Regions from separate parts of the Mus musculus genome. Here region 1 is linked to region 2. A link is a loop called in an ENCODE intact Hi-C map of the cell type or tissue named here. Cell type or tissue: gastrocnemius. All regions are shown on one strand.

Region 1 (2,500 bases), 58 kb before region 2:
TGCCGCTCAGAACCCGAACAGGGTGCCTGCTGACTCAGGGGGAGGTATATATCAAGCCAGGAAGTTGACATTCGCAATGAAATCTTTATGCATGCTGAAATATCAGCTGGTATCAAACGGAACACTTAGGGTTTGAGAGGTAATGTACTGAGTATGAAAATCAGCGACGAAGCTGGAATCTGGAGGTAGCGTAACTAAAAAAACAAAAAGTTAAGGTGAAAAGTTCTGTGTTCCTCTGAGCTTTTAAGTCTCACTTTAACAGGAGTCATTTAAAAATAAAATAGTTTTTCTCTGTTATTCCCATTCTGTCATCAAAATAGAAACAATAGATGCCGTTTGTCATTCCAGCGTAGTCAATCCAGAAGCCAGCGAAGGCTAATACTGAATGTGTAGAATGAGTTCTTCCATATCTAGGTTATCGGCAGGCTCCACTAACTCTGATACCTGTAAGGAAGAAGTTGGGAAGCAGCACGGGACCTTTCTCATACTGTTCCCTCAGTGCCAGAAGGTCTGGCATTTCAAGCGTGTTTTCTTCCCTTTTAACACATTTAAAACTTTCAAAAACAATTCAGCTGTAAAGAAAGGGGACATTAGCATAGATAGTTCCCATATACTCTATACCCAGTTACCACCATTACAGTCTTATTATTATATAGTGTCACATGGGATACTCTGCTTAGATCTTCCTCATTCTTATGGAATGTCCTTTTCTGTCCCGGGATACCACATTTGGATTAACGGTCTTCTTCCTTTATGCTCCTCTTGGCTGTGGCAGTATTTCAGACACCCCTTGTTTTTTATGACCTTGACAGGTGCTGGTTAATTACGCTGTTAAATTTCCTTCAACTGGTATATCTCAGATGCTTCATTTGTGGTTAAATGATGTCATAGGGTTTTTGGAGGAAGAAGGAAGAGAAAGGAAAGACATTTTCATCCTCTCCTAATCCAGGGGACATGACCTGTCACTATGCTTTTAACCTTCTTGGCCTGGTGGAGGCAGTGTGTGTCAGCTTGCTGCAAGGGCTCCCTACTGTGCTATCCTCAATTCCACACTATACTGTTTTAAAGAAATGTCGATATTTTCAGCTCACACTAACGGACAGAGGCTGGGTTGGTTGGTGATACATGACTATAATCTCAGCAGGCGGGCAGGAGGCAGACAGACCATTCAAGGCCACAAAGGATTCAAGGACAGCCTGGATTATGGTGAGAATATCTCCAAAAATTATCAAGGAATGAGGGCGACAGTCAGTCTCAGAGGTAGGAAGCAAGGGCTAGAAATGAGGACTTACATGACATAAACACACATGTATAAGCTTGCGCACATACACAGAGCACATATACACACACATAGGAATGTATTTCATTTTCTCCAGGGTCAAATTTCTTCATAGATTATTTCGGGCTTGTATGCACCGGAAATATGTCTTCTCAAACTTACTTACACACTTGTTTTAGGATCTTATTTAATCACTTATTTTAATATCAGCCTGGGCTTATTAATAAATATATAACTAATATGTATTTAGTTGATGATAGACTCGTATTTTTTATTTATTAAAGAACTAGAGCATTCCTTATGCTGAAATTGCATCCTCGTACTTTTAATATTCCTCTCAGATACAGCTACACTGCTGCTTTGTCCCAACCCAACCATGTGTACTTATAATATCTTACTTACCACATTCTTCCTACATCTGCCAGTTTCTAATGTCGCTCACAGAAAGTAGTCTAGGAAATTTTTTGTTATTTTGTGTGTGTGTGTGTGTGTGTGTTTAACATGAGTTATTGAACTATGGGCATCTACTTTTGTATTTAGTTGATGTATTGGTCCCCTATCAGCTACTGTAACAAAGTATCCAGGGTGATCATATTAGAAAGAGCAAAGGTTTGTTTTGCCTCCCACTTCCAGAGATTTCAATCTCTGCCTGGCTTTTGCTTTTGTAGCTATATTGACACAGCACGTAGGGAACATGAGGAAGACAGTTCTGGCCCCAACAAGGGACCCAAAGAGAGGAAGGAATAACATTACCTATTCCCCCCCCCCCCCCAAGAGCACACTGACAATGGTACGTGGTAGAACACCCAGGTAGCTTCACCTCTTAAAGGTGCCACCATTTCCCAATAGCACCACAGGCCTTTAACACATAGGTCTTTGGAGAATACTCATCCAAGCTATAAACAGTTTCCTTCTCCAGTGAGGCAGAACTTTTTTGATCTTTCACTGCCGTTCTTATTCCCCTGTGACTGAACAAAGCACCCAGTCTTTGTTCTAGTAGATGTGAGTGTATATCTAGTGTATATCTAGTAGATGTGAGTGTACATCTAGTGTATAACTAGTGTATATCTAGTAGATGTGAATGTATATCTAGTGTATATCAGATGACTTCTGAGTCCATGCAGCCTGCCATGACAAAATATCATAAACTAGGTAGTTTATTTTTTAAAGATTTTTTTCTTTTACAGTTATAGATGCTGAAAGTTCACAATCAAGACAGAA
Region 2 (2,500 bases):
AACATACATGTATACTCACCTCCTAAGTCCTACTCAATCGTTCTAACAGTGACCACATTCTCTCTTACCAAAACTACTTGTTGTTTCTCCTTCACTGCCTTTCACTTTTTCAGATTAAATAGAGAATGCGATCTGTTCATGATCACACGGAAGACAAATGGCATCCTAAGTGTAGAACACCATTTGGGACAAATTCCGTACTGAATTAATATCCTGCACTAGCTTGCTGCTTGTTAGAGGTCTGATAGTAACAATATTGGGGAAAGCATGGTGGGGGTGGGGGTGGGGTAATCAAAGTTCAAACCCAGAGGTGTAGCTTTGGGAAGGCGCACGGCTCTCCTATTTATAGCGGTTGACTGACCAGCCTAGCCGAAGGCTAGTCCCTTTGCTGCTCGTGAGTATCTAATCATAAAGTCAATCGACAAAGCATGACTTCTAGATTGGATATAAAACTTTTAGGATATCACCATCGCCCTTTCCTGTCTTAGGAGGCTCGATCGCCGCCTGCATTATTCACAAGCCTGTGGCGCGCCGTGACCTTGGGCTGCCCCAGGCGGGCTGCAGGCTCACCACCCCGTCTTTTCTGCTTTTCGAGTCGGCCCGCTCTGCTCCCAGGAGAGCATTCACGGTCTTATTTAGTGAGCGTAAGGCAAATCTGAATACCCAGCAGGGCCGAGGTCACCTGTGACCCCAGGCCAGGCCAGGACGGTGCCAAGGACACGGGGCTGCGCTCTACTCCCAGGGCAAAGGTGACGGGCAGCCCTCTCTCCTCGTGAAGAAACCCAGAAGCTCAGTCCCAGGAGGCCGAGCTAGCCCAGTTACCCTCCCAGTCACCTTGCACTGAGTCCCGAGCTGCCAGAGTCACCGCCGCCGCCACCGTTCTACTTCCGGCCCTGGCTCCGCCTACACACGCCTACCCGCCATCGCAAGGCACTATGGGCCGCGGCTTCAGTCGTTCGACGCTCACCGGACAGGAAGCGCCTCGAAGGGAGTCTGCGACCGGACGCCTCTAGGTGAGACAGAAGCCAAACAGGAGGAGGAAGTGGAGGGTAAGTGCTTCCGGGTCCCTCAGCTAAGACTCCGCCATCTTTCCTACACTTTAACTTCACCCCCTTTTCCCTCTTGGAGACACTGCACTGTACGCATGCGTATTCTGGCCTGTCCCCTAGTTCAAGCTCCCTTCGGAGTCAGCGTCCCGATCCTTGGGGTTGGGGAGGTGGATGTAGGGTGGGGGTACAAAGGAGCGCGTAAAAACCAAAACCAAAACAAAACAAAAAACCAAAGCGGCTGGGGGGCGTTTGTGCCTCGTGAGCCCCGTCGTCGCGGGCGTTTCGGGCCGCGCAGCCTGCTGGGAGTTGTAGTTCCAGGCCCGGGGGTGCCTGGGAGGCGGGAGAGGGGCTGGGGTTCCTTAGCGCCGATTCCACGGGAAGGGCCCCGGGACCTTACCCTGCTACTCGCGGGAGCGGCGCGGCTCGCCCGGAGAGGCGCTGTACCTGGAGCCCGCGCCGCCGCCGTTCCCAGCCGGCTGTGGAAGCGCGGGCTAGGGCCACGGGACGAATTCCGGAGCTGGTGAGTTGCGGACGCGGGCTGGCGGGGAGCGCGGGCCCGCGCGGGCGGCCTGGTTCCGGGGCTTGTCCCCCCCCGCGGCCGCCTCTGTGTTTTGTTTCCGCTGGGTCCCCGGCGCTGCGACTCCCATTTCCGTTCGTGGAGACTTGAGGGAGCCTGGTGGGGAGGGGCGGGAGAGGCTGTGCGGGAAGCCGAGGGGAGGGGCGCGGGGAGCGGCGTGGCCCGGGCCGCGTTGCGGGACGCGGCGGAGTCGCCCGTCGCACGGGCGCGGTCCAGGCTCGGCGCGCTGGCCGAGCGCACAGCCCCGGGCGCTCCCGGGTCTCTCGGGAAGATGCCAGACCTGTCTGTCACCCGAGTCAGCCATCCCCGCACTAGCAGTACCGATTGCCCTTCTGGAACTGTCCTAGAGTCGCATCGGTGCAATCGTTCTAATGCATAGGATGACTTTCTGCGTCTTTCCCGAAGATGTCAGTGAAAGTTACTGTACCTTGCCAACTTCCCCCACTCCTCCCCCCGACCTTTTTTGGGGGTTGGTGTAGTGCAGTGAACACAACGATGGAGTTTAGGGGATTCCACCCTTAGGGTCCACAGCATAGAGAATGGTGCCAGCGCATCGTTTCACGATGACAAACAGTCATTTGAAACTAAATCCTTAGGTAGGCCAGTGAGATGGTTCGACAGGTAAAGGCACTTGCTGCCGAGCCAGACTGTTCAGCCTCTGGAATCCAGATGGAAGGAGGAGAGAACTGTCTGCTCTCTGACCTCCACAAGTGCGCATGCGCACCTTATAAGTGGTGTCTGGGTACGTGTAAGTTTGTGTTGGGTGTCACTTTCTAGCCTGGCTGACCTTGAACTTGCTATGTAGATTAGACCGGCCTAGAGTTTAGAGGCCTATCTGCCTCTATTTTCTGAGCGCCGGCATTAAAGGTGTGCA

Evidence for each region. A loop is a pair of places that touch in the nucleus more often than their neighbours do. Peaks named below come from ENCODE experiments on the same cell type or tissue, not always from the same donor. Only the 100,000 strongest peaks of a DNase experiment are listed, where the experiment ranks them.
Region 1: it touches region 2 in a loop (2.7-fold over the local background); 6 of 42 quality-filtered maps call a loop at or near these places.

The regions. Positions count from the first base shown.
Region 1 is chr16:84,775,587-84,778,086 of GRCm38, forward strand. All of the region lies in intron 1 of Jam2 (junction adhesion molecule 2), which reads left to right. Among named protein-coding and RNA genes, the nearest start is that of Jam2, 2.7 kb to the left of the region's middle. In gastrocnemius, a CTCF peak has its summit at 989; no DNase peak of the experiment used is centred here; H3K4me3 peaks cover 1,684 bases; H3K27ac peaks cover 2,104 bases.
Region 2 is chr16:84,833,975-84,836,474 of GRCm38, forward strand. Atp5j (ATP synthase, H+ transporting, mitochondrial F0 complex, subunit F) reads right to left here and starts at 1,048. Exons shown (of 4, transcript NM_001302214.1): 1 at 835-1,048. Gabpa (GA repeat binding protein, alpha) reads left to right here and starts at 1,150. Exons shown (of 10, transcript NM_008065.2): 1 at 1,150-1,569. In gastrocnemius, a CTCF peak has its summit at 1,551; DNase peaks (open chromatin) are centred at 957, 1,350, 1,664 and 2,063; H3K4me3 peaks cover 2,500 bases; H3K27ac peaks cover 2,500 bases.